Regions from separate parts of the Mus musculus genome. Here all the other regions are linked to region 1. Evidence: chromatin loops called from intact Hi-C (ENCODE). Cell type or tissue: heart. All regions are shown on one strand.

The links. A loop is a pair of places that touch in the nucleus more often than their neighbours do. Peaks named below come from ENCODE experiments on the same cell type or tissue, not always from the same donor. Only the 100,000 strongest peaks of a DNase experiment are listed, where the experiment ranks them.
Region 2: a loop joins it to region 1, with 5 times the contacts of the local background. A loop is called at or near these places in 9 of 42 quality-filtered maps.
Region 3: a loop joins it to region 1, with 4 times the contacts of the local background. A loop is called at or near these places in 3 of 42 quality-filtered maps.
Region 4: it touches region 1 in a loop (11-fold over the local background); 27 of 42 quality-filtered maps call a loop at or near these places.
Region 5: it touches region 1 in a loop (2.5-fold over the local background); 6 of 42 quality-filtered maps call a loop at or near these places.
Region 6: it touches region 1 in a loop (3-fold over the local background); 4 of 42 quality-filtered maps call a loop at or near these places.
Region 7: a loop joins it to region 1, with 5 times the contacts of the local background. A loop is called at or near these places in 8 of 42 quality-filtered maps.

Annotation. Positions count from the first base shown.
Region 1 is chr2:19,274,572-19,278,571 of GRCm38, reverse strand. All of the region lies in intron 10 of Armc3 (armadillo repeat containing 3), which reads right to left. Among named protein-coding and RNA genes, the nearest start is that of 4930447M23Rik, 68 kb to the left of the region's middle. In heart, CTCF peaks have their summits at 2,101 (motif pointing right) and 3,754 (motif pointing right); a DNase peak (open chromatin) is centred at 2,171; H3K4me3 peaks cover 916 bases; H3K27ac peaks cover 650 bases.
Region 2 is chr2:18,025,200-18,029,199 of GRCm38, reverse strand. All of the region lies in intron 1 of Gm33085 (a long non-coding RNA gene), which reads left to right. A930004D18Rik (RIKEN cDNA A930004D18 gene) reads left to right here. Exons shown (of 2, transcript NR_028376.1): 2 at 962-4,000. It overlaps Gm17762 (predicted gene, 17762), which reads right to left and starts at 1,951. Exons shown (of 1, transcript NR_028378.1): 1 at 1-1,951. In heart, CTCF peaks have their summits at 1,426, 1,644 (motif pointing left) and 2,868; DNase peaks (open chromatin) are centred at 329, 1,509, 2,499 and 2,999; H3K4me3 peaks cover 3,661 bases; H3K27ac peaks cover 3,682 bases.
Region 3 is chr2:18,583,588-18,587,587 of GRCm38, reverse strand. n-TNgtt9 (a tRNA gene) reads left to right here and starts at 471; the gene lies at 471-544. In heart, a CTCF peak has its summit at 1,886; DNase peaks (open chromatin) are centred at 37 and 457; H3K4me3 peaks cover 818 bases; H3K27ac peaks cover 367 bases; H3K27me3 peaks cover 897 bases.
Region 4 is chr2:18,870,969-18,874,968 of GRCm38, reverse strand. Pip4k2a (phosphatidylinositol-5-phosphate 4-kinase, type II, alpha) reads left to right here. Exons shown (of 10, transcript NM_008845.4): 5 at 2,539-2,685. It overlaps Gm33534 (a long non-coding RNA gene), which reads left to right. Exons shown (of 2, transcript XR_374031.3): 1 at 1-119; 2 at 729-1,585. Among named protein-coding and RNA genes, the nearest start is that of Gm33534, 6.0 kb to the left of the region's middle. In heart, a CTCF peak has its summit at 2,008 (motif pointing left); a DNase peak (open chromatin) is centred at 2,008.
Region 5 is chr2:18,764,612-18,768,611 of GRCm38, reverse strand. No RefSeq gene overlaps it. Among named protein-coding and RNA genes, the nearest start is that of Gm3363, 5.8 kb to the right of the region's middle. In heart, no CTCF peak of the experiment used is centred here; DNase peaks (open chromatin) are centred at 1,221 and 1,501; H3K4me3 peaks cover 2,080 bases; H3K27ac peaks cover 1,809 bases.
Region 6 is chr2:18,674,524-18,678,523 of GRCm38, reverse strand. Commd3 (COMM domain containing 3) reads right to left here. Exons shown (of 8, transcript NM_147778.4): 5 at 3,808-3,868; 6 at 3,659-3,715; 7 at 3,515-3,574; 8 at 2,293-2,657. The coding sequence ends at 2,598. Bmi1 (Bmi1 polycomb ring finger oncogene) reads right to left here and starts at 1,506. Exons shown (of 10, transcript NM_007552.4): 1 at 1,055-1,506. In heart, a CTCF peak has its summit at 1,963; DNase peaks (open chromatin) are centred at 563, 1,393 and 1,773; H3K4me3 peaks cover 2,832 bases; H3K27ac peaks cover 2,303 bases.
Region 7 is chr2:19,343,000-19,346,999 of GRCm38, reverse strand. It overlaps 4930447M23Rik (RIKEN cDNA 4930447M23 gene), which reads right to left and starts at 2,683. Exons shown (of 4, transcript NR_126563.1): 1 at 1,881-2,683. In heart, a CTCF peak has its summit at 2,163 (motif pointing right); DNase peaks (open chromatin) are centred at 2,199 and 2,709; H3K4me3 peaks cover 571 bases; H3K27ac peaks cover 504 bases.

The sequences.
Region 1 (4,000 bases):
CCAAGGAGAGCAAACATAGAGTCTGTTTGCTTAGCTTGCTTTTTTTTTTTTTTTTCCGCTTGCTTTTTTGTTGTTCAAGAAATGAAAAATGAGGAGAGGCTGAGAAGATTGGAGGAAAGGAGAGATGAGAGAGAGAGAGAGAGAGAGAGAGAGAGAGAGAGAGAGAGAGAGAGAGGAGTCTGGGATTAAAGACACAGATTAACTTCTTTGGAGAGAGCAAGAGCCTCCCGCACTTGCTGAGCAACTGGTAAGTGGGAGGGTGAGTGGCCAGGGTGGAGAGAAGTAACTAACTCTCAGAGATACTCTTAGTATCTCTGATACGGGCTGCACAGAGATACAGGGACATAGGACGGGCTGTTGTCCCAAGGTGCCTCAGTGTCCTGCCTACCTCTGGTAACCTGGGGAAGTAACATGCATCTACTTGCTCACGTGTAAAGGAACAAATGCACACAACAATGACAAGGACATTTCTCCACACGGAAGACTGCTGTAGGATCTGAAGCTACACTCTACTGGGGTACTTAGCTAAGTGTTTACCCATAACTGCCAGCTACCAGCAACGGCAGAATCTACCACGGGGAAATATGACCGTATTCCGCCATTCGTATGTGTGTGGGAAATCATCCTTTTCAGACCACCTTCCAGCCAAACAGCTGATATAAACTTGCAGGGTCAGAGTGGAGGCAGCTTCTTCAGAGATCGGATCTGAGCCTTTCCGTGTAGCTACAAATAATGAGCAATAAGGGCCTATTCCCAAGTGAAGGAAAAAGATGTAGGGGATGATTAATAATAATATGAAAAGTCAAGGGTGGATACAAAGTAATGTATAGGTTTAAACAGGCTTCAAATTAAAAGAGAAATAATGTGAGGATATCCAATCGGTTTGATAATTTCCTGTGAAAATCAGTAATGCCGGGAAGCAGACAGTACTAGCAACTTTAAAATGTTATGCAAATATCAGCCCCGCTCTGTAGGTAATAAAGGCAGCACAGATAATTTTCTAATTGAACATTTTATGAGATTCACCGAGCCTCAGAAAACTGGTAGTTAATCAAATTCAAAGTGTTTGTCGAGGTCTGGCAAGCATCAGCTGACACAGAGTAGGGATGGGGAATCAGGTGGTTTTATTGAAAACTCAGGTTTTCATTCTGAGTGCTTTTTAACTTCAGTATGACTCCCACTCCACCCCACCTCACCCCACCCCACCCCCAGCCCAATAAAAGCAAAGACAGGACACGATTCTTCTACGCAAACAGGAAGAGAGGCACTATGGGTGGATATAACAAACGGCCACTCAGTAAATTTGGATGGAAGGAATGAGGTATCCTCATAAGGATACAATGAGGACTCTTTTCTTTTGTCATTGTAATACAAAGCACTTTTATCACTTTGTCCATTGCAAATGTGTGTGCGCACCACGGCTTCTGTGTGCAGCTCAGAGGGCAACCTCTGACAGTCAGATCTTTCCACTGTGTGGGTAGGACTTGAGACTCGAACTCAGGCTTAGTGACAAGGGCCATTACCCACTGTCCAATCTCCAAGGCTCTCAAAGGACTTTTAAAGTCCCAAGCGCTTTGAAATTATTATCCTTAGTTTTTTGTTTTTGTTTTTTTAAAATGACGATCCTTTAAACAAAAGCAGCCTTCCTAAGGCAGCAATGTTATGTTGCCTCTCACTTTTATTGGGAGACTTCCAAGCTTCTAAAATTTTACAATGAATTTAAACAAAAATTAAATAATCTTTTCTATTGCCATGGGATGCATCTATTGCTCAAACGTGCTGCGTTTGTCCCTGTGATAACACAGCGAAGCAAATATTCAGTCACTGGTGGAGGAAAAAAAAATAAGAGGTGTCAAAACATTTTGAAACGACTGCACCTCAAAAAGGGACAAAGACAGACACAAACATCTGCTAACCGTGTATTTAGCAGTAGAATACTATCACAGTAAAATGCTTTCCAGATCACAATCTTTTAATAATGTTCCAAAAATATTATTTTAGGCTCACCAGAGTGTTTCAAATTAAATTAGTGTGTGTTTCATTAAAACACAGAGCGCTCGGTCCATTTTTGCCCCTCCCCCAACTCTCTCCTGAGGCGCCACTAGGGGGCAGTATGAAGACGCGGTTCTTGCCGCTGTGGGTGAAGGGAAATCGCTCAGAAAACCATTTTCTTAAGAAAAACCCGACGCGACAAAGACAATAACTGCGTGGCTTAGGCTTTAGGTCCGACCCATACATCAAGCCTATGTGCTGAGTTTGCGTCTTTCGTGGGTCGTTTCTCAGTGCAATGTTTCTTTAAGGGTTTTGAGACCCGAGATTACTTATCCTAAGTGAATCTGAGTGCTAGGGAGCCCTGGGTCTAGACAGAGTGGTAATTTTTCCTTAAAGGACTGTAGTAAACAACCGCAGCCATCTCGGAGGGTGTGTGGCGTCCCTTCCTGCAAGATATGACGGGGAGAAGGGAAGAATTGGCGTTTGGCCACTTTTAACAGATGTGTGTTGTTGTGTTCCTGTCTTCAAAATAAGTGGTCATCACTCACTCTGTTACAGCCAGCATTCTACAAGAAAATATGGCGACTCTACAGATCATCAGCCCCACATCTACAAGTTAAAAGGTATACAACGAAGTGGTAAAATAAATAAACACAGCATATTATGTTACCAGCCCCACGCCCAGCTTTATTTATTCGGGTGGTGATTTTTTTAAAGCATGAACACACACACACACACACACACACACACACACACACACACACACACACACTTTCTGCACTGGCATAGATAATACCCACTTCAGCTCAGACCATTCCTGGCTATGTGACAGGACCTGAGTCCTGGTTTTTCTCAAGGCATGCTATATACTCTTTCAATAGTATATAAAAATCTATCCTGAGGATGTATTTAAATTTTCCCCCACATATTATATATGGTTTTCTTAGACATGATAATCAACAAATAAATTTTGTAGACGTTAAAGTGATAGTATCTGTCTTCCTTCAGCTTTATTTAAAGGGGAGAAATTTTCTTTGTTTCTAGAGAAATTTTAATACCAATACTACTAAATGATCAGTCAGTCATTCATATTGACAGAGATATAGAGTCAAAGAGAGTCAAAAGTTAACAAAGCACTCAGGCACATCCGTGTAAGGCTCTCTGTCTCTGCACAGAGCCCCTTAATCATCATCAGTGTTTGTGCTCCTGGCCGCAGGTCACACAAAAGTAGAGAAGTCCCTGGAGACTTGTCTCTGCTATTTCGAAGGCTTAAGGTAGCCCAACAATTAATCGATGTATTTTTAAGTGGCCAGTTATATATGCTACAATTCAGAACTTTCTTGGGTTGCTACTTTTGTGGGAGTTGAGAAGCTATACAAAAGAACTGCAAATTCCACAGGAAAATGGGGAGAAGGGGGTCTTTAAAACTCTAGGGTCTTTAAAGCTATCTTCATGGAGCTAAGGTAAGATGGCTATGAAGAATCAGGGTCCATATAGTTGAACACAGTTGTTTGTGAAGAGTTTAACCTTAGTTACAAGTTTCCACTTTTTTGTAAGTATAAAATGATTATAGTTGTTGTTTTCAATATTTATTCATTGGTATTTACTAAAATTGTATCTTTAAAAGAGATCCTTTTAAAAAAGCCTGGTCTGCATCTATATTCATCTTCAAATCTTGTCTGGTTTTTCAGTGAGTAAATTTAGTTATTAGTGCAAAGGATTACTGAATTCTTTCCATTTTGGGGGCAACTTTGAATCTAATTCTGGTCAGATCCAACAGATGGCAGTGATGTTATAAACTGTTTAAAATACTCTCATTGCATGTAGGATCGACTACTCAGAAGGATGTCAACCGCAAATCATTTGCTCCATACTTGTATAAATTATTTAAGAATTTGGAATGATTAATTGGGCAGAAAAGTACACAGTAAATAAAACATGAAATTCAACTGGAGATATTTCCTACATTCACAAATTAAATGGCTTCTCCTTTCCAAAAAGCATTATA
Region 2 (4,000 bases), 1.2 Mb after region 1:
CTTGGATCGAAATTCTTGCTATGCAACAAGGATTCAAGTTTGATTAATTTTCTGCAAGCGACGTGACAGCGGTGTTTTAAAAGATTAATTAAAATTGAAGTGATACGGAGCAGGAATCCAACCTGCAGAGGCGTCCCTGGCGCCTTGGGGGTGCGGGGGGGAGGCTTTGCAAGCCAGTCCCAAGCCCGAACTACCGGCTTTCCCGAGCCTGGGACGCAATTCCCCGTCTCCTGGAGAGGAACGCGGAATTTGGCAGGGCGCCCGTCTGGCCGCCTGGCATACCGAGCTGGCCGCCAGCTCTCAGGGGTGGGGACGGGGTGTGTCCCCCGGAACCCGCTGCGGAGAGAAGAGCTAGCGCGCCTTTAGACCAGCCAGTGAGGACCTGGGTCAAGCCAAGAGGCGGGAGGGGGGCTCCCGTAAGCCTGGAGCCTACATCCACAGGCCGAGCAGCTACTCCAGCCGCTGCACCTACTTGGTGACACCCTGCTGGTACGGAACCCTCCCCCAACCCGGCCGAGAGCAAACGTGCTGGAGTGCGAGGAATGAGGACTGCAGTCTGCGGAGATTGGTGCACAGGGCGGAGGCTGGGGAGAGCTCCGCCGGGCTACGGCTCCTGGGCCCAGATTCTGGGCCTGGATAAGCAGTGCTGCCTGGTCACCTCGGACACGGGACCCTTCACTGTGCAATTGCCCTCCCCTCCCCCGCAGTTTCGCGCTCTAGCTCCCCTCCCCCACCCCACATCCTGCTCCCCTCGCTTTACTCCGCGACGCCTTCAAACAAGTAAGAAATTAAGCCGAACACAATTGTAACTGTACTCAGGGAGACACAATCGCCCAAGCCCTTGGGGTCACGCGCAGCAGAGGGGCGACGCGGGTGGTGCCGCCTAGGGTGGGGTGGAGAGGGCGTTCGTTTGCAATCAGACTCCTGGGCGCGACATACAATGTCCCATTCTCCCTTCTAGGGCTCTGGGGTCCTCACGAAGAGAGGCTGTGCCGGGACCATGCGCCCAAGGTCCGAGGATGTCCTCTGCGACCTGCGGCGGGCGTGTGGGTTCAGGCCCAAACGAGTCCCAGGAGTTTCTCAGCGCCTGGAAGTAGACGTGGTCTCTCTAGCCCCTGGCGTCAGTCTTTACCCTTCCTCTTCCTGGAGACCCGGGAGGCCGCGACGTGGAAAGAGAGGCGGGAAAGCCCGCACGGAGCTGCCCAAGTAGAGGGCGGTGGGGCTCAGGGGACTCTAAAGGCGAGAACTGAGGGTCGGAAGCCTGGGGACAATCCTTTCCCCTCCACGTGCAGCGGGGACACCTCCTCCCCGGGGAACCCATCCAGCTGCTCCCAACCTGGAGAACAAAGGGTCTGGGAAGCACGGCCGGGGTCGGAGAGCGGAGGTGGAGGGACGCAGGAAGGCAGGCGGTGGGGGCAGGGAAGGGCGCCTGCTTGCACTTCCTCTCTGGCCCGAATGACGGAAAGCTCCATGGTGCTAGCGCCTCGTTGAGGCTGTTTTTCAATCCTGGAGGGCTCGGGTTCCTTACCTAGCGGCCGCACCCGCGCCCTTCCTTCCCTAGGGTCCCCACCCCCTCCGGGGACTAAGGCCTGGAAGCTGCAGAGCCTGCTGTGCCCTGGCGCGGGAGGAACCGCGAGGCACCAGCGCCCCCTGCAGGTGCCAGGGATCTCCGCAGCCGGGCGCTCCGGGACTCTTAAGGTGGAACTGCCTGATAATCTATCACGCTAGTGAATGTGGGTGGAGGTTGGTAGTTCTCGCCTCACCCTCGTGCGCAAGGGTCCCCCAAGCGAAACGGGCCTGACGGACCAGAATCCCGGAGTCTGTCCCTCACTGATGTTATTTTCTGGACCCTTGGCCTCACCATCTGCAGAACCTCTTCTTTGGATGTCCCACTATGGATCGACAAGTCACACTGATATTTCCCAGCAGTGTAAGAGGATGCCTAAATCTTGCTTCAAGGCCTTTCTATAACTGGAAAGCAAACTTTTACTTTTCTTTATTATACGTAAGTGACTGTGAGCATGGGATGAGATTGGCCAATCTCGGAATCTTCTCACTCCCAGCAAATTCGTGGACAGGTGCACGTACTATAGGACTGGACCACGCGTCCAGCCTGTGTGGGATCTACGTCTCGCATCTTCAGCGACCTCTGCTCGGTGTTATCCTATACTTCTTTTTTCTTCTTTCTTTCTTGAACCGACTGATAAACATGAAAACTCTTGAAAGTGTCCTCCACGAACTTCAGCTTCTTGGAGGAAACCCTATGAATGAGCAAGTAGAGTTCCGCGAGGTCTCAGTCTATTCCCTCTCGGTTGGCGCCTGGGAGCATGGGGCTGCAGACTGTCCCTGGACTATGGCACACCCATGACCCGGGAGCGGCGGAGGAGAGCCGGGACTGGAACGCACAGGGCTTGAAGGCCGGCTGCTGGCATTGAGTGTGCGGATAATTCACACCGTGGGAACTCCCCTCCCCCTGGGCACTGGGCCTGGGAACCGCCCCGCGGGTGGATGGCCGATGGTCCCTGGGGTAGGTGTTAGCGCCTGAGAAGCGGAGTCCACACGCTAGGCAGCTGCGGGCAAAGCTCGCTTGGGCAGGTGCCTCCGGGTCAGACCCGCCATGGGGGTTGCAAACCGCAAGCGAAAGTCGAGAAGGGCAGGAGCTTGCCCACTAATCCGTTTTACACTGTGAAAACCGCAGGCTTGTCGCCTAAGAGGCCACTTTTTAATTTGGAAGCACATGGAGGGGGGAAAACCAAGTTAACATGCGAGCACACTTCCTTTTCTTTTTTCCTTGTCGTGCCCCTCCTCCCCCCACTTTTCAACGAAAAAGCTGTCCTACTGGTAAAGAGGGAAATTGATCTGCGCTTTGGATTGCAGGGGGAGACTTGGGCAAGCAGGGAGCCCGGCGGGGATTCAGGCACATGCTGTATCCCTGCCTGCCAACTTCTTCCCTGGCTTCTCACCCGCGTGCCTCCTCTCTACTACGAATCACCGGAGGCCACGTGCTTCAGGCAAGCCCCATCCACTGTTTTTTCGCTGTGAATGAACGCCAGCGTGCATCATTTGAGTGTCGGCATTCCTTGAGAGAGCGCCTGCTCGGTCGGTGGATCTACCGAAAGGATAGGGGATTGGGTTGCCCCGACCGAGCTTCTACACACAAGCGAACCAGAAGAAACACTCAAAGCTTTCCATGGGGAAACCTACCGAAGCCTCTAACAAAACTCAGTTTACTGCGTGCGGACCTGAGGTGCTCAGGCTCCTGGAAGAACAGCCAGAGGAAGGAAGAGAGCAGGAAGGGGTCGGATGGGGAACGCTGAGGGTCAAGTGGGCAAGTTCCAGAATAGTGGTTCCCTTATTCCTATGTTCCTCGCGTAAGGGTCCTATTTAAGAACTCTCTCCCACCACCCAAATATGTGCTAGTGGCGATAGAAAGGGAAGGCAGACAAAAGAAAGCCTTTATTTAAAAAGTAAAACTAAGATAACTTACTCGTTGAAATAGTGTTGGGGGTGGGGGTAGGAGGCAGGACGGATGGAGGCAGCTTTTTTACTTCTTTTTGGTTTTTGAAACATAGAACACTTTAAAACTCCAAGGTGTTGGAGGAGCAGAAAGTCTTGTAAAATGTTTGTACAATTGAGAGGTACTGCTCATTAATTCATTTTGAAAGGTTGCTGGATTGAATGAAGTCTTTCTCAGTCTCTGTGAGAAGCTCAACTAATTTTGATGTAGAGCAAAATTGGGGTCAAAACTTCATCAACAGACAATGTGTATAGAACTTTATAGCCCTGGGGTCTATTTCTGGGACAAGAAATAAAAAAAAAAATTAAATGAGATAACTTCAGCGTTTGTGACCCCACCTTCTCTCCCACGTGTTTGCTTTCTCACACGTGAGCGAGCCGGCACAGACCAGTACTGATTTGTCTTCTAGGCCTGTGTTTGTTTTCACTCAAGTTGGAGACCTACCTTGTTTTTGCTTGTATGCACTTTATTAAAGATCACCTG
Region 3 (4,000 bases), 690 kb after region 1:
AACGCAAACAGGGTTTGAATACGTGTTTTAGTAAAACCTGAATCTAAAAAGCAAAAGGCACGCATACAGTCAGACGGCCTCGAAGAGGCTTAGTAAGTAACGTAAGGTCAGCGGGAAAACCGCAAAAACAGAAACAAAGGAAAACTCAGCCTGCAAGCTGACCATTACAAGTCCTTACAAAAGGTAATTAATTAGAAGCTGTCATCTTACTGCAACAGAACCTTCCAAGCTGGGGTTGGGAGGAGGGGAGAGCCACAGTGTTTTAATCCACGCAGTGACCTGTAATTCTCCTCCATCTTGAGGCATAATTTTCCAATATGCTTCAGAAGTAGAGGGGGAACTCGAAAGGATTAAGAACCTTTAGTAACATTTCTGCTTCAAATAGGAGTCAGGCAGTAGGAAAAAAATGTGTCACAGAACCTTTATTATTCTTCATAAGAGCCTTGCCTGGAGCAGCTAGGAGCGCCAAAGTCTCTGTGGCGCAATCGGTTAGCGCGTTCGGCTGTTAACCGAAAGGTTGGTGGTTCGAGCCCACCCAGGGACGCCTTTCCTTTTTCTCTTTTAAACAAAGCTTGTCTGCGGCTTTTTCTACCCTGTATACTTCCACTGTCAAATTCAAACAAACTGAAGTCTAACGTTCCGCATCTATTCTAAGCTATCTTTCAGAAATCAAATTTGTTACAATGAAGCCCAGCTTCAGCCCTTTTGGTTTTTCCGCTCTAAAGTCTTAGATATTTATAGAAAATGGAATAAACCTGAAAAGAAAACCTATTATACGGTCTCATAACTAAATTTCTAAAAAAAACGAAAGAACTTAAAGCAAGAAAAATTAAAGGGAAAGTTACTTTCATATTTTGCTCACACATTACGAGTGCACAAAGTGCCCCCCCCCAATAGATACTTTAGGAAAATAACCATAGTTACATCATAATAATTCAGTCTTGAGTACAGATTATAGGAATCTAAAGCCAGTTTTAAGAAAAAAGTAAAGATTGGTGTATCAGCTATCAGTAGGTACTTGTCTACAGCACAGGTTTCTTGAGAAGCTGAAGCAATGGAATAACCCTAACCCAAGAGTTTGAGGTCACCTGTCTATTTAAAACAAGGAAGAAAAAGGAACCAGTAACTTTGAGTAGGATTAACAATATTTTAATTGGGAGATTCATTCTTTAAATTTTTATTTCTGCATATACATGCGCATACATACATATTCTCTATTTGTTCTGGGTTTACATACTAATTCTTTTTGCGTATGTGTATAAGTATGCAATATTAATTTATACTTTTAAAAGACAATTTATTCTATGTGGATTGGTGCTTTGCCTGCATATATGTCATTGTGAGTGTGCCAGCTATCTTAGAACTAGAGTTGCAGACAGTGGTGAACTGTCTTGTGGGTGCAGGGAATTGAACCCAGGTCTTCCGGAAGAACAGCCGGTGCTCTTAACTGCTGAGTCATCTCTCCAGACCCTGTATGTTTATTCTTATCAGTTTATGATGCTGCAACTAAATTCTCTAGGCTGTGTAATTTACAAAAAATAAAGATTAGCTTACACTTGTGAAGGATAGGCAGACAGGGCTACAGCCTGTCAGGGGTATTCTAGTGGGAACTCTGCAGAAATGCAAGAAGCATCGCATGCTAAGGGAGGGCAAGCTGGACCGCTCAGATCTCTCTTCTTTGGCTTACAAAGCCACCAGTGTCCTCCTGGGAGGGGGAAGGGAAGTCACCCTCCTGACTTGTGGTTCTCATTACCTCCCAAGGGTTCCATCTCCAAATATTCCCATAAGACTCAAGTTCCCATAGCGCTTAAGTTTCCAAGGCATGACTGCCAGGGGCATGCCCAAACGGTAGCATTAGCAAAGTCTGGTGGCTGTTGAGTGCCACCTACTTGCCAGGCATTGTCGCAATCAGTCCTCGGTCAGTGTCACTGAGGCTGCAGAGAAGAGCTCAGTACAGCAGAGCCTCGTGCCTGATGTCACTGTTAGCTTTGAACTCAGCTCAGGCACAAAGCCCATGCATGTTCCACTGTCACACTGCCCACCTCCAAAGTCGTGACTTGATTACTTAATGTAAAACCAAAATAGATATTTTAATTTTTTTTACATGAAGTTTCATTAATATCTTGCTCCCCATGTCATGCAGGGAGTTTAGAAACTTTGTAGAATGTAATAGGACATTATTAGATTATGTGTTATGTGTTCGCCGTATTGCTCGATTTGATTCAAAATGAAATTCGTGTGGGGATGTGGAATCTTCACATGAACTGGGGTCTCTAGGTTCAGGAGCAGCTTGTTGGCATTTAATCGGAAGGGGGCAAGACTGAAGATTGGAACAGGCCAGGCAAAATACGCAGGAAAAGCCAAAGGGCTAGAGTCAGGCCATGAATCCTGGCGTTCAGGGACTCTGTCCCCAAGGCTGGTGTTCGGGAATCACCCACATAAACTCTCATCCAGACGGTTTTGTGAGATGTGCTCTGGGTCACCTCTCGTAAGCGGTAGTTTTCAGTTTGATCCGAAGTTTCTAAGGATCCTCGTCTTGTTGCGGGGGTGGTTTTGAGGCCAGGAAATAAAGAGGGGGGGGGGGGACCTGAACTTTGAGAACAAAGTTCCCCTCTAACAGAAGTAGATGATCGAATTGTGTGGGTGAGGGCTGAGCACACCGCCTTTCTTGGGACCATTGCATACAGATGGGAAACACAAGAAACATTCTGGAAAAACGGCAGACATGTTTACGGATGAATTGTTTTTGCAAACCTTTGTGTGTGTGTGTGTGTGTGTTTATAGATGAAGGGGCCCTCGGAGTCAGCACTGTGTTGACCATTCTTTTTTTTTTTTTTAGATTTTTTTATTAGATATTTTCTTTATTTACAATTCAAATGTTATCCCCTTTCCTAGTTTCCCCTCAAAAAAATCCCCTCCCCTCCCCCTGCCTCCCTGCCAACCCACCCACTCCTGCTTCCTGGCCCTGGCATTCCCCTGTACTGAGGCATAGAACCTTCACAGGACCAAGGGCCTCTCCCTCCATTGATTGCCGACTAGGCCATCCTCTGCTACATATGCAGCTAGAGCCATGAGTCCCTCTGTGTGTACTCTTTGGTTGGTGGTTTAGTCCCAGGGAGCTCTGGAGTTACTGGTTAGTTCATATTGCTGTTCCTCATAGGGGGCTGCAAACCCCTTCAGCTCCTTGGGTACTTTCTCTAGCTCCTTCATTGGGGACCCGTGTTGACCATTCTTGGTTGTCAACTTGATTACAAGCTGGAGTTAACTCAACCCAAGTTTGGGGCTCATCAGTTAAGAACTGACTGTTCTTCCAGAGCAATTCCTAGCATATGCGTGGCAACTCACAACCATGTCTAACTGTACTCACATGACATCTAATGCTCTACTCTGGTGGGCATACATGCAGACAAAACATCCACATACATAAAATGCATCACTAAATTAATTTTAAAACGTGAGTACTCCCATGAGGGATTTTCTTAATTAAATCATTTGAAGTGAAAAGACCCATCTTAAATCCAGATCTTCTGAGGTGGGAAGATCCACCTTGGGTCTGGGCCACAGTTCCTTGTGGCAGGCTATATCATGGGCACACGATTTGCAGGCTTGCCCTTACTGGCAAGTTCATTCCTTCACTGACATTACAGCCTACTTCTTTGAGATTTCAACATGTGCTGAGACATCTAACCTCACGGACTGGACTACTGGATTCTTGGACTTTCCACTGGGAGACAGCCATTGTTAGACTAGGTGGACCACAGCCTGTAAGCCCTTCTAGTAAACTGCCTTTATATATATTTATTCTACCATTTCCATGGCTCTAGAAAACCCTGACTAATGTAGACACTAATGCAACCTAGATTTATCAGAGGATCATGGGCAATGTCTCGGTGATAGACAGCATCCTTAATTTCATTGTTCACAGCTGTCGTTCCCTGTACCCATAAACAACCCTGCTCTTTTCTCAATGAAAAACCAGGCAAAGTCCAGAAGAAGTCCA
Region 4 (4,000 bases), 400 kb after region 1:
GTAGAGAATCCTATGTGACTAAACCTGGAAAGATGACTGTTGGCTGGAATGATAAGCTTCTGGGCTGCAGAGAATGAATGGGGGAGATGAGGTGCCTACATATCGTGTGGAGTGGGAAGGTGAGAAGAATGACTTTTGTTGAGGCTCTGAGCCATATGTGTAGGCACACAATGGAGGAAGAAGCCAGACAGGAACCTGGCAAGTTGAGAACAGGCAGCAGTGCCCTTGCTTCAGCACCCGCACTGCGCAGCTATGGCGCTCTCTCAGATCCCCATCCAGAACTCCAGCCAGTGGGTAGAATGTTCTCTCCTTCAGAACTCCTGGTCCTTAGGTCTTTCTAGACTAATAGTATCAAATGCAGTTTGGCAACGCTGATACGGTAAAAGACAGGCTTTGATATAATTTGTGGGCTCGTTTGTTTATACACTCGGGAGTTGGAAGTTCATTTCATCTGTGTTCATCAAAGAGCCCCATGGGAAAAGTAAGTACAGCTGACACTCGTGAACAAAATGCATCCGAGTTGATTGTTTGTGCCCCACTATCTACTCTGGAGGCAAGGAAATTGTAGTGTATAACCTGTGTGGGCATATTTCCAAAACTGAAGCTTGTCAGTTCCCCGAGTACTGCTCCTTAGCATTGGTCACTATGGGTGGTACCACGGTGAGCCAGGCTGTCTGTGGCTGTGTACAGATCTCCATCTTGGCATTCCTTGTTGTTTGTGGTACTAGGGATGGACCCTTTGGCTGAAAGGTCATGTGCTTTATCAAGGATAAGAATGTGAGTGGAGGAGTTGATCAGCCAGTACCGGCCTCAAGGGAAAAATCCAGGTATGCAAGATGATGCTTGCCGTAGAGTGAGCCGCAGAGCAGACTTGACTGTTAGACGTTCCAAGCAAGGGAGAGATCGGTGTGATGTTCCAGTTTCCTACCTAGGTCTTGAGTGACAGCTAACATCACGTCATTGATAAGTGTTCAGTACAGACTGGTGTGGGGTCTTTTGACATCCTCTAACTTGCCATCCTCACAGCTGTTTGGGTACTCAGTTTCTGGAAGATGAAACTAAGACTGCTCATCCACCTTCTACTACTGGCAAACAACACACTTTTTAATCCCTTCAATTGCTGTGGGAAATTTCCTTTTCAACCGAGAACTATTAACCACCTGTTGTGCATTAGCAAACCTCAAGTCCATTTATTGGTTTGAAATTAAGCTCCACTCATCTGATTTCAAGTAACAAGCTGAGGAGAAACTCCGTGGGAAAAAAAAAAATAGACTGAGCTCAAATATACATCTCAGCTGTTACCTGTAAGGCAGGGGAAATCTGAAGCATCTTGGACATCTGTCAGGACTGCAGAACTAAAACCAGCTGCAGTGACAGATGCTGTGTAGCTCCAATGAGCAAGATTGAGAACTTTTTTCTTCTTTCGCTAATTAAATATTCCTAGAGTTGATTACTAATAATGTTTATCACTAAAAAATCCAATTAGAATGTTTTTGTTAAAGTGTTGTTGTTGTTGTTGTTGTTGTTGTTTAAATCAAACAGTGTAACCCTTTTTAAAGACTCAAAATAGGGGTTAAAGAGATGACTCTGTGACTTGTTTTGTAAAGATCAAGTTTGAATCCCCGATGCCCATGTAAAAAGCCAAGCATGGGAGCGTGTACCTGTAACCTCAGCACTGAGGTACATGTATGCAATACACATGCACATGCACACAGGCACACTCCCCAGAATAATCCAAAATACAACCCTTAAAACATTGGTAGTCATCCTTCCAGGCATCTGGTGCAGGCAAATGGGTAGGGTGTTTACAACATTGGATTTGGGGTGTTGGTACTATGCTGGAGGTTTAATCTGTGTCATGGGCTCATTTAGACACACACACACAAAAGGCTCATTTAGACACACACACACACTCACACACACACACCCATTTTAAAGGTCCCTGTGGTAGTTTATCAATGGCTACTTCCAAGAGGAAGTAGCTCCCTCTTGTGGCTCATTGGCGTATGACCCAAGTCATGCTGTGTTTTTGCAACCCTGGGACTTGATGGCACCTAGCACCTAGTCAAAGAAAGCTGACTTGTCGTTAACTCAGGGCCCCTTCATACCCACTGAAATCAAGATGGAAAGCAGAACACCCAAGCTTCCAGCACCAGACTCCCAGCATCCTCTTCTTCACCCTCTGCCTCACTACCCTCAAAGGTCTTGATCTAGTGGTGAATCATTCTCAGGGGAGGGGGAGGAGGACAGAGGTGGACAGTCCTTCACTTCAAAGGGGTTTCCTTTCTTGCCTTGAGCCACTGTGTTCAATTTTGACATTACAGATTAGTTGGGCTACTAGGAAAAGAATATCTTTAGTGGTAAGATTAAATGTTCAGATTTATATATAGAGAGAGAACACAGATCTGATAGGTGAGCAGCATAAAGCAGCTTAAATGTTTTCCGAAAATAAAACCTCAAGAATTGGACATTTCTACTTTATATAAACGATACACCACGTTTTGACAGCTACTTTTCCTTTCTCTCTCTCCTATACAGTATATAGTGGAATGTCATGGGGTCACACTTCTTCCTCAGTTCTTGGGAATGTACCGGCTTAATGTCGATGGAGTGGAAATATATGTGATTGTTACAAGGAATGTGTTCAGCCACCGGCTATCTGTATATAGGAAATACGACTTAAAGGTGAGGTTGACTTTGATAATTTTCAATAAGTTTCACGTTCATTTGCACAAGCCTACTCGCCCATATTGTTTATGTTATCATGTGAACAAAATGGTCAGGGTGCTTCAAGAGCTTGAATCTAGCAGGCAGTTGCCAGCACGTAGGATTAAGCAGCCCATGTTATTACAAGCATGTCAGCCACATGCCATGTAGTACCACATGCCATGTAGTAGCTAAGTGCTGGGGATAGTTTATGAGTTAAACAGACCAGGGACAGCAAGGTGGCCCAGCAGGTAAACTGGGGGCACTTGCCCCCTAAGCCTCATAGCCCAAGGTCACTCTTCAGAATCCAGGCTAGAAGGAAAGAATTGGTTCCCAGAAGTTGGCCTCCTGTCCTCTACTTCACGTGCATAAAACACACACATACGATGATAAAAGAAAACCGAACAGATCTTTAAGTAGGGATGATTACTATCATTATTATTGATTATTATTGATAAATAATGAGCGCTGTGGATGGAAATGAACGGGGGGAACGTCACACTAGTTTTTATTAACAGTAAACAAGCACTCTACTACTAAGCCACAATCTCAGCCAGTTTTCCTCTTATTTTGAGACAAGGTTAGCCCAGGCTAGCATTGAACTCATCCAGAAGCCAACACAGACCTTGAGTGTTAACACCTTGCCTCAGCTTGCCTAGTGCCTGGGACCACAGGCCTGTACCACCAGGCCTACCAAGGCATACATTTCCAGCTAGGATGTTAGGTAAGGTGCATCTGGAAGGGTGGCATTGGTCCCATCTCAAGAGAAATGACAAAGGGAAAAGCCTGAGATCAGACATACCAACAATTTAAAATGAGACCACTGGAGAATTCTGAATTCAGTGACATGACCTGACTTTTAGACAGCCAACTCTGACAGTGTATGTATGCCAAGACCAAGAGGGGTTGCATCTTTATAAAGTTCTGTTGCTGTGTCATCACGTGCATGGTTTCTGTGTTATCTATGCTCTCACACTGTACGGGGCACCGTGAGCAGTGACCAGAGATACTGTATGGACCATGAGGCTAAGATATTTACTCTCTGACCCTGAAAAAGTTCATCTTCCCCTGATCTGTGGTACTCAGTTCTAAGGATTTTGGTTTTTTGTTTGTTTGTTTGTTTGGTTGGTTGGTTGGTTGGTTGGTTGTTTTGTTTTGTTTAATCTTAGGATTCATTCACATGCACAAAAGAGCACCCTAAAAAGCTTTGCCTTCTGTTGGTTATGTCTAGATATCTACAGTATTAGAAATAGAAGCAGGGCTGGAGAGATGGCTCTGCAGTTAAGAGTACTTG
Region 5 (4,000 bases), 510 kb after region 1:
ACTTGCTGATTCAGTAAATATCTGCAATGCTGTATATATTGCCAAATAACATACTAGGCTCCAGGGAAAAAAAGTGAACTCCTGTGTTTTTTTGTTGTTGTTGTTGTTGTTTTGTTTTTTTTTTTTTTAGTAGGTTTACAGGAAGGAGAGAAACCAATAAGCAAATACATAAACTGTATGCAAAAGGTTTAAAATGTCATGACTGTGGGAGGTAATTGGCGAAAAGTAGTTCTAAAGCCAGCCTTGAGCTCACATTCCGCCTTGCTGGTATTATTTATTTGCTATTACTTATTTGTTTTCTCATTCCTGACAGGTTGTATGAACAAATAGATGATGACTTCTTAGACTTCAGTTTCTTCCCACGTTTGCTTTGGATAGTCTTAAATCATAGGACCCCTAACCCTAATTCTAACACAGGTCAATTCCCTCCCCTAGGCCCCGAGGTCACATTGCTTCTGCCAAGGGTTGCACACCATCCCGAGGAGGCCTCATATTCTTTTTTCTCTTCTCTTCTCTTCTCTTCTCTTCTCTTCTCTTCTCTTCTCTTCTCTTCTCTTCTCTTCTCTTCTCTTCTCTTCTCTTCTCTTCTCTTCTCCTCTCCTCTCCTCTCCTCTCCTCTCCTCTCCTCTCCTCTCCTCTCCTCTCCTCTCCTCTCCTCTCCTCTCCTCTCCTCTTCTCCTCCTCTCCTCTCCTCTCCCCCTCCCCTCTCCTCCTCTCCTCTCCTTCTCCCCATCCCCTCTCCTCCTCTCCCCTCCCCTCCCCTCCCCTCCCCTCCTCTCCCCTCCCCTCCCCTCTCCTCCTCTCCCCTCCTCTCCTCTCTTCTTTTTCCTTTCCTTTCCTTTCCTTTCTTTTCCTCCTTTTCTTTTCTTTTCTTTTCTTTTCTTTTCTTTTCTTTCTTTCTTCCTTCCCTCCCTCCCTCCTTTCCTTCCCTTCCTTCCTTCCCTCCTTCCTTCCTTTCTTTCCTTTCTCCTAACACAAGATGATGGTGCAAAGAGCCAGAAAACTAGCTTCTGTACGCAATTTTGAGCACAAGAAAACAATAAAACCCAAAGATCAAAACCCTAAAGGGGACAACGGCCAGTGGCTCAAAGCTAAAGGAGAAGGTGGTGCACAATCCAAATCCACGCCCCAGCCTTTGCCCTCCTTCCGCCCCAGGAAGGCCGACAGACAAAGCCACCCGGTGAGTCCATGAGTAGGGGAACAATGCCCTGGCGCTCAGCACAAAACGAAAGTCCGCTGCGGGGCCCGAGGGGATGGCAGGCCGGGGCGCCTTGGGCCCACGCGTCCCGACCCCAACTCCCGACGCCATTCAAGCAGACACCGCGCAGAACAAGGTCAGCTCTGTGCAGCGCGCGGCGGCAGCGCGGCCACCCCTGCTCCCGGGAAGCCCAGCGACGACATCGGGAAAGGCGCCCACGGAGAGCTTACGAGCCCCACGATCCCCGAGCCAAGCGCCCAGCCGGGAAGTAGAGCCGTCCGCGCGCGGAGGGAAACGCCGGGTGTAGTGCGGTTTGTCCTTGCTCTTATAAGCATGCTGCTCCCGGAACCGCTGCCTTAGACCGAGTTCGGGTTATTTTCTGGCCAGGATTCTACCTTCTGTGAGCCTGAGGATCCGTCATCTGCGCACTCCAGTGGCCCAGCGGCCGCCCAGCTCCAGCTTCGGGGACGTTCTGGGCCTGGATTGCATCCGAGGGTGATTGCGCCCACTTCCAGGGAGCAGGTTTTACCAGTGTCTGTTCTGGTCAGTGGAGTGCTGTTCTGGTCAGGATGGTGAGGAGTAATGAGGATAATGCAGGTAACACTGTCTAAAAGCACATCACACCCTCAAGAAGGAACCTAGCATTAACTCAGTGTTAATACAGGTAACAACTCACAAGGATCTGAAAACATAACATGAGGAAAATCGCAGAAAAGATCACGACCAACTAGAGTCCATGTTTAAAAGCTGTAAACAAAGCCTTTGCCTGGCCAGAAAACGAAAGTAGTACACTGCAGGCTGGACAATAACTTTATAGCTCAAAAGCAGTGGTGATTACATCACAGTTGCCACAATTCACAGAAGTGTAATCTAAAGGTATATAAAGTTTATTCTGCTCAAACTGTAAGTAAAATAATGTCCTCAAAAGTTGGCCGAAGTAGGGTGTCTGTTTTGGGGGAGAAGCTGCTGCTAGGGGGTAGGTGACTGAGAGACAAGCTGATAGGAAAAAAATATTTACTGCTTAGGAAATTTACATGAGCCTTAAAAGCATCCTTCTCAGAACTAAGTCCTCTAAGAGTAGATTCACTCCAACAATAGAAAGAAAATATCCTAAAGAACAATATGGCAATGTTGTTGCCTAAAGAACACCCAGAGCAATTGATGTACTTCTCCAGATTTACTTAGCCCCACCAACCTCACCACCACCTCTGCTTCGTGGTGTCCAGGGCTGGCCTTTCTGCGGAGGGTTCCACTCCTGTTCCCTCCCTGACAGATAACCCCCAACAAATGAGGGTAAAGATTCAACCCTGCTTCCTTATAGGGGCCCTGATGGTGGAATGTTCTGCCTCTATCTGCCCAAGGTCCCAGCGCAAGGTGAGTTAGAACAGTATGAGACAAACCTTCACAGAGGCAGAAAACAAACACTACCCGGCATATCAGTCTCTACCACGGACACTCCCAAGGCTTGAGCTTTGCCTGAAAGCTGCAGAACGAACAGTCAGCTACACTTTCTCATACGTGTTCACTAACGTGCTACTTTGTATCTGTTTTCCTTTCTGTTTAGGAACAGTCAGCTGTACTTTCTCATAAGTGTTCACTAACGTGCTACTTTGTATTTGTTTTCCTTTCTGTTTAGGAACAGTCAGCAGTACTTTCTCACAAGTGTTCACTAACGTGCTACTTTGTATCTGTTTTCCTTTCTGTTTCTCCTTGCTCTTGATGCCCTGGGATTCCATCTTCTCATCAAATCTTAACACTTAAAATTGCCCTCAAGGTTAGCTTTTCTTTGGCAGTGTTTGGGTGTTACGTATACTTTCCTAAAGATTTCACAACCATGACAAACTTTTTTTTTTCTCTCTCTGTTTTGGCTCTGGATTACTGTCTCATTAAAGTGCTAGTTTAGAAGGCAATCGGTTGAGAATCATTGCCAAATATTTGGGCTTGGGAGAGAGATAAAAGTTTGGGCTTCTATTTATTTGGTTTCAATTGGTGTTTCCTCATACAAGCTAATTCCTAGATCATAGGCTCTTACATGCTTTCAACATTTGGAAGTATGAAAAGTTGAGATGCATGTTTGTGTAAAACAAAAATACTTTCAATTATGCTTATAAAACTGTTAATCTGGATCTCTAATTATATGTTTTAGTGCATCTTCACAAAGCTGTTTTGCTTGTTCTAAAATCACTAGGAGAAGATAAATTATGAGCCTTTTACCGCAACCTCTAGCTCACAGTGCTTTGCAAAACAATTTTTCTTGACACTATTTTAAATATAAGAGCATTAGGTTCATGATTTTAATAATAATTGCACAGGTTTGTGGCAACATGTTTATTGAAGATTCATCAGACACATTCTGCCTCCCACCTGGCTTGCCAATCATCTGTAATTTGATCAACAGTAATTCGAGATGGGACTCAGTAGGGTCAGATGTTAAATAGAACATTTCCACTTTTCTAACCACAAAATCCTCCCTCTCTTGGCCACTTAAAACCTGTTACATAATCTGCAAACACATGAATGTAATGATTTCTGCTGCAGGCCTTGGTAAAGATCACATACCTGCAAACTTGCTTTTCTATTGCAGTTTACTGCTTAAAATTCTAGCCTTGAAAGCCACTTAAAATACATAATCTGCTTTCATCTACATCTGTAGCTAGTGAATTGGTGTTTGCAATGAAAACTTTTTCTCTTATTGTGTTTACAATTTTTAATATTTGCACTTGAAAGCCATCCCATCTGAATTTAATTATGACAAAAAATGAAGCGAGGCTGTACAGATAATGTGTACATTTTCAAAGAAAG
Region 6 (4,000 bases), 600 kb after region 1:
TCTGGGGAAACGATCATGCTCCAGCGCTGTCAAGTCCAAATGACTACGTAAACATAAGCAATCAACGCGTTAGTGCTCCTTCTCCGAAGCATCCATCCCCTTACTTCATGACCTATTCTGACATTTAGCAAAATCTATAAAATGCAATGGACCTAAGTCTCAGCTCATCCCACAGCAAAGGGGAAAGTTGTAGTGTCTTCGAGAGAAAAGAAGAAAAAAGGAGGGGTGAGAGTGGAGAGAGAAAGGGCGCTCAGCAAGGCTAACGTACAGTCACCGGCTTCACTCCAAAACAAAGCTCAAATTTTAAATGCCCACCTCCTTGAGAGCTCGCCCCAAGTACGTATGGAACCCCTGTCCTCGACTCCCAACAAATACCACCTTGAAAACTTTACCCTTTCCAACACAAATGCACAAGACCTTGGAAACAACTGGGAACCGCCATCTTACCAGCCATCCAATTTCACACAAGTGTCCCTCCAACTTAAGTTAATAACATTTTTGTCGGGGCTCCCCCCAGCCTAACACCCACCTCGTCGGGATCGCTGTTCCCCACAGTACCCATCCCTATAAAATGGGGGCGTTCCCTGGAGGTTCAAAGACCTCCAGAGCCCTTTCTTCGGGAGAGGAGGGAAGCCACTGGACCCAGGCAGCGCCCGATCTCGGGATCCCGTCCCCGTTTCAGCAAAGTCTACCTCTCAACAAAGGGCGCAGCGGCCGCGGGAGCCGCGCAGGCTGGAGACACAAGTGCCGCTCTCGGGGACCATGTGCGGCGCGAGGGTGCCGAGGGGCGCTCGGGGGAGCGGGGAACTAAAACGTGGGGCGGCGCGGCGCGGCCGGGCGCGGGCGGCGGCCGGAGCGGCTGGAGCGCGGTCAGGCGGCGCTGGTGCGGGCTGCGGGGCGTCCGGCGCCGCGGGAGGCGGCGGGCGCGCGGGCGCGGGCGCGGGGCGCGGGCCGGTTGCCCACGCTGTCAGCGCCTCCGCCCCCCCCCCTCCACGCCGCCCCGACCCCCACCAGTCCCCGGCCACGGCCCGTCGGCGCCTCGCCTCCTACGTACCCGGAAAGAGCGGCCGGCGCGAGGCGATCTGAGCGGGCGGAAAAGACAATGAAAGTTAAAAGTCGTTCAGCATAAAATGAATGCGAGCCAAGCGGCCATCTTGGAGCGAGCCGCCGCCGCCGCTGTCAATGGGCACCGAGCGCGGCCGAGAGCAGCCACGGCCGCCGCGCTCCGCTCATGCCGCTCCCCCGCCGGCCTCCTGCTCGCGCGCTGCGGCCTCCTCCTCCCGCGCGGCCTCCTCCGCCTCCGCGCGGCCTCCGCCGCCGCCTCCTCGGGGCCTCTCCTCCTCCTCGGCGCAGCCGCCGCCTCCCGGCCGCGCTCGGGGGAGGGCGCGCAGAGGGGCCGAGCCGTATTATTCTGCGGGGCCGGGAGGTGTTGCTAAGCCTGCGCGGGGCTCCCTCGCCAACCTCCCCATTGTCTCTCCCGATCTCTGCCTTTAATACTACGATTATGATTTCAGACTCGCGTGGGGGAGGCGGGCTGGCGGGCGGGCGGGGGGCGCCGAGTGTGCTTGCGGGCCGGGTGGCGGGGGAGGGGAGGGAGGACCAGGAGGGGGAGGGGAGGGTGGAAAAAAATGCACGGCTGAAGGCAGAGTGGAAACTGACACCGGCTCCAAAATGGCTCGGAGTCCGCCCGCCCCCTCCCCCGCCCCCCGCCGGGTCACGTGCTCCCCTCATTCCTTAAGGGCGGCCTGGGAATTAGTGTCGGTGTAGTCGGGCCCGTGGCCGCCCCCTCCCCTCGCAGCGCGCCGCGAGCCGCGCGCCCAGCCCCCTCCCCTCCCCGCGCAGCGCGCCGGGGCCGCGACGGAGGCATTTCTCCACAGCGCCACACGCCGCTCTCCCGGCGCGGCCCGCTCGGCCCCGCACGCCGCCCCGCCCCCCACCATGTCTCCTGCTTCTGGCGCACACGTCCGCGGGGCCCGCCGCCGGGGGCGCCCGGCCGCTGCCCCGGCTCGGCCCTGCCGAACCTGCGCCGGATCGGGCCCGCGGAAACAACAGCGGCCGCCCCGCCCGCTGGCGGCCGGGAAGAGGCGCGCGCGGGCAGCGGCCGGGCTGGCTCCGCTCGCGGGGTCGGGCGGGCCGGGCGCAGGTAACGGGCGGGCCGGGCAGCGAGCACGGCCCGGCCGCACACCTTTCCCGAAACACTTAACCTGGGGCAAGGCAGGCGTCCGAGCCCACGCAGGGCAGATGTGCTTGGCACACTCAGTCGTCAAAGTCACACACAAACTCCAAACAGAATGCCGCCCTTCTTGTGGGAATACCACCGTATTTATTCAGGGTACGATACTTTAATAGGGCTTGAAGACGCTCAAGATAGAAGGAACGCAAGAGTAATACTGAAAATCCAGATGCTTAAGAGTCTCCCTCTTAACCATTTCACATGTGTAAAAAAAGTGTCAAAATTGATGGTTGGCATCACTTCAAAAGGGTGCTAGCTCTTTTTCCACTGAAAATGACATCCAGCTCGCGCGAACGATGGTCCAGCAGGAGACAAGGCGCGTCTGGTTTTCCTCTAGGCTCCTGGGGTCATCAGCCTCCCCAAATTACAACTGAGTTGCTCTTTCCAGGCTTTTTGAAGCATCCTTAAGTTTCCCCACCAAGTCCTAAAAGATGTACAATCATGTCACAACTTGGGCATACAAGTGAGGAAGCAGCAACTCTGAAGCAGCTGCAAGAACACAGTCGGAAGGAAGAACACCTAAGGAGTCCACGGGAGCTCAACAGCTCGCAAAGCCCTTTGGAAAAGAAGCGCTTCTTCTGCTGGATCTGGTCCTCCAATCAGGTATTCAAGTTCTAGTTAAAAGGGAATTTCTAACAGAATTTTTGCAGGCTGAGAATATCTAAATTATCTCTCAACTTCTCTAAGGAAGGTTATGATTCACACACATTTTCTGTTTAAAGTTTCGCTAATATTTACTCTAAAGTGACTACAGATGTCTTTGGAACATTTAATTTCATTCAAATTTTCAGGAATGATCTTCATTTTATTTAATTGGTAAGAAATTCGTTAGCATATCCATCAATCAACGAAGACTTTAATTTCTTCAGTTTTACACTGAAAATATTAACAGTTTTAAGAACTTGTGTGAACTTTCCCTTTATAGGGTAATTTAAAACTCCTGCTTAAAACTTTGGAAGTTTAATTTGTGAAAGGCATTCTCCAATCTCTTACTTTTGCTCAGTTTTATGAGTCAGATGCATGATGGAATGAAAGAAAGTGTGCTGAACTCAAACTTTAAAGTTATTTTTCAATTAGGGGCACCAGTAAATGCAGGCTACTGGGGATGTTACTATGTTACTTTTAAAAGTGAAATCTATGTTAAATTTCTGCTTTCCATTCTCTCTTTGCCATTAAAACCTAAACCAACCTTCATTACCTGATGCTGGGAATATTATAAAGTCTCCATAACAGTTCTCAAATGCCCACTGAAAGAAACATTTAAAGGTCCTAATACTGTACCTGTAACTGTTCCATGTTGCAACTAAAATTAATCTCTGGGTAGGATTGGGAATCATTGTTCTATGGAAGAAAAAAATGTTTGTTTATATAAAGGAAATGAAAATTTTTATTACACATAATTTTTAGACAAGGATCTATACATACCTCTACATTTAAGGTCACCAAATATCCAGGTCGGTACATCTTATGAAGTTGGTTGGTCTAAAACAACACAAAACATCAGTCTTTAACTCTAACCTTTTTAAAAAAAAAGTTCCTCTAACTCCCTCTACAGAAAAGCTTGTTATCTTTACCTTTATCTGGTACTCCAAGCGCCAAGAAACATCAGTTATATGAGGGAGAGATCTGCCTATACTGAAAGACAATGATAATTTTGTAGTATCTACAGAAAAACTTTCAGGATTTTCTCAATGGTGTCTTTCTCTTCTTAACTCGTTTCATTCCACTCTGAACTTAAAGACTGTTGAACCTCATCTTCAAGTTCAA
Region 7 (4,000 bases), 68 kb before region 1:
CTTCTATACAATATGTGTTTGGCAAATATCTAGCAAACTGGTAAATTTTACAATTTTATAACTTTTAAGATTCTTTGTTTGCTTGCAGTGCTGCGGACTAGTCATGTGGCTCTGTGCTTTTGATACAGGATGTGTATGGTACATGGGCAGGGAGCTACAGCCTTGCACACGCTAAGCAATGCTCTGCCACACAAGTACATACTTGGAAGGGTCTCTATTCTCTTTCGGTAGCTTGCTGTTCTGGGGAAAACATACCCCATTGGCCTTAGTAAATGATCTCAGCAATTGTTTGATGAATTACAATTATATAATTAATAAACTGGGCAGTTGGTGGCCAATTTCCCAGAGAGATGCCCAGTCAGGGCTCTCTCCAAGACTCATTGCCACCATAATGGTAAGGCACATCAGAGACAAACAAGCAGACATTGTAGGTCACCTTGCTTCTTAACCCCAGGTTTGATGCTCCAGATATTAGCATCTCAGTGCTCAGACATCCAGCCTACCGTTTGCTTCCATGTGCTCTGCCAGACCCTGGACACCCTGTGCCCCACCCTCCCCCAGCTCTGTTTTCAGTGCATGCTCATGTCCGTGTTTCCCAGTGATCCCTATAAAACTGTGACAGGAGTCTTGAAGCCAGATGTGCAATTACAAACTAAATGTTGGTGTCACACCCTTGATTGGTCTTTCAGGGCTCTTGCCTCAATGACAACCTTTTCTTTACCCAGCCTGCTAGGCTTCTCTCTGGCCTCGTACTCTCTTCTGTTAGTAAGTCACACAATTTCCAAGAAAACTTTTGATCCCCGGATGCTGCAGCCCCTGATCACTTGATCTGGCCCTACCCCATGCCTGGAGCAGTCTCCACTGACTTCTCCACATTGGCTCCATTTCTTTCTGGACAGACATGGAAAAGTGCCCTTTCTGGGGACATGCCAAAGTTCCCTTTAGTCCTTCTGCTGTCACTGGGAAACCTAAGGTCCTCAGATTTGAGCAATTTAAGAATCAGTATGGATCAAAGAAGACCAAGGCATACCTACTGCCTACATGAACCTGCCAGAACAAAGTAGTCATATCTTTATGACCTGGCATTCTGACCCTCAATCCTGTACTTGTGAAACTACTATTCCTGCCTTACCCTGATGTTGAGCCTGAAACCCAGGTGGGATCTCCCCCCCCCCTCCCCCCGGTCTCTCACAAGCAGGCAGTTATGGATGGAGGTGTTCCACTAGCTCATGCAATGCTCCCATCTGTATAACCTGCCCTTGCAGGACTGCGTAAGCTCTTGATACCAGGACATACTGCTTTCCCCCAGCCAGCACTCGTTTTTGTGATGTCATGATGCTGTTTTCCAGAGTTCTAGGTCATGGCAACCTGACTTTGGAAGTCATGAGTTAAAGCGTGTGTTTGCACTCTGAGCTGACTGTACAGAACAGGTCTCAGCTGGAACAGACAGGCCACTGTGGCACAGGCTTGCATTCTCACTAATCGAAGGGGGTGGCAGGATTGTGAGTTTGAGGCCAGCCTGGGCTGTATAGTGGGATCCTGTTGAAGAAGATCAGAAAAAGAGGGAGAGATGAGTGGGGAGCAGGACGAAGAGGAAGAGGAGGAGAGGGAGGAAAGGAAAGGGAGAGAGAGGGGAGGGAGAAGGGGAGGAGAAAGGGATGGGGAGAGATGTCCAGCAATCATAGGAGCCAAAAACTGCCTATAGTCATTCTGGGACCTTCTGAGCCAGCCTAGCAGTCTGGCCAGGTGCATCTTCCCCCCCCCGCCCCCCCCCCCCGCGAGGGATTACTGTCAGATTTAGAATAGAGAAATCATCTCACAAGTGTTCTAACCTGAGCTCAAGCATGAAGCGGCAGGTGTAAGAGGATGGCAACCCTCACCTACGGCAGGGCCCACTCCGCTTCTGTGCTTTGCCCCTCCATCTTGTTGCATCCTGATTTTGTTGCCTGGTTTTGTGTCCGGAGATCTTCATAGGCCAGGTGAACATCGCAGTGAAACGCGGTGGCTTTGTGCATAAGGGCTTCATTTTTCACAGCCATCCTTCTAATAAAAACTGTTTGAAGAAGGAGAGATTGAAGGTTTCTGAGGTTTAAGCCAGGTTGTCATCTAAATCATCATCTCTTCTGGACAAAGCAGCCATTGTCTGCGGGAGTTGGCATGACGGAGAAACCACAAGAGGGCGCACAAAGCCTCGGAATAAATGCTTCGTCTATCCTGGACGCTAAGGAGGCAGAATTGCCAACCCCAGCGCTGGAGGACTCTAACTCCTCCAGACATACGAATGTTCTAGAAGCCCTTCGAGGATGTTTTCATGGTTAGATAAAGAATAGCACTGCAAGTGCACAGAGGGGAGATGTAGGAGGAGTGTTGAGAAGAAAGGGAGTGATTGGCAGGAGAGAAGGGATAAGACAGGAAGACCAAAGGCAAGGAGAGAGGAGAGCCGGGTGGGTGGGAGGGACGGGTGGAGAGGAGACAGGAAAAGGAATGTCGCTTTTTATAGGGCCGAGAGACACGGAAGTCTGGTGTTTCTGTGGACCAGATGGTGTGGCAGGGGAAGGGACCAGGCTGCGGCTTCTCTGGGGGAGAAAGCTGGATGTCTCCCAGGTCTATGAAGTCTGAAGTATGGCGTGAGCTGTCTGAGTCTCTCAAGGGCTTTCCCAGCCTGTTTGCCAGCCTGCAAACTTACCCTTTCTTTGTTGTCACTTTAAAGTCACAACTTGCCTTGACCATGAACATCCATCCTCCTGGCAAACAAGGCCTCATTTTGACGTCAGCAGGCCATGAGGCAAGAGAAGGTGGGCCTGGTAGTAATGACTCCCAGCTGCTTCACGATCACATTTTATTACTGATTATGTAAAACTTTGAGATAATGGAAAAGGAAGTAAGTGGTTGGTTTTTGTTTTCCATTTAAAAATATGTCAGTCCAACAAGAATGGGTAATATTTTGCAAGCTCTTCCTGTATTTGGGGTAGAGATGTAACCTCTAACATTCAAGTGGCATGGGGAAGGAACTGGAATTATCTCTGTCACAGAGGTGAAGTGACTCACCCAAAGACACTTCGCAAGCAGCAAAGGCTGACTTCTGAGCCCAGATCTTGCAACTGCAGAGCCTGTAGCTTGACTAAAATTCATGTCTGTCCAGTGAGCCCAAATTTAAGAATCTATTTCCAAATACCTCTTTGTCATCCATGAATGGAGTTCTTAAATATCTTGACATTAGGACCCCTGTATAGTGTGTGTGTGTTTTAACCAAGTTTCTCAGAAAAAAACCTACAATCTCCATTGACCTTTTTTACAGAAATGATTAATTAGTTACAACAGACTACTGTGATTGGAGTGTTTTAAGCCCTGAGGCAAATTATCTTGGACTACTTTGGTGCCCTAAATAGTCAATTTTTTTGCCTGTTCTGAAAACATCCTGTAACTATTAGGTAAATCATTTTAGAATGTGCTATCAGGTCTCTGGCTTCCACTGATTCAGAAGCCATGAGGCTCAGCAGATACCATTTGAAACCTATAGCATTTGAAGCCTATAGCAGAAATGTCCCACTTTTCGGTAAGTACCTAATTCATGAAAAATGTCTTGAGTTATGACTTTCTTTTGTTGTGTTACTATAAAAAAACTTCATGAATCTGCTGTCATATTGCAACATGGAATCTAAAGTAACCTAAATCGGTGTTCCCAGGCCATGGTTACTCATATTTGTCTCCAAAATAAACTATCTCTTCTCTTTGAGATGAAGGCTATGTTTTCTACTTGACAGCAAAGTGTGACAGCAAAGTGTGTCCCATAAGTGTGTGTGTATGTATGTGGGTGAGCAGATGGGTGAGCAGGTGAATGGGCTGGTGGTGTGTGTGTGTACAGAGACCTACATCAGTATCTTTGTCCCTCACTCTTCACCTTGTAGTTTGAAACATGGTCTCTCACTGAACCTAGTGCATATAGATTGGCTTGACCAACTGACCAAGAAAGTTCCAGGGACTCTTGTCTCCTTGCCCT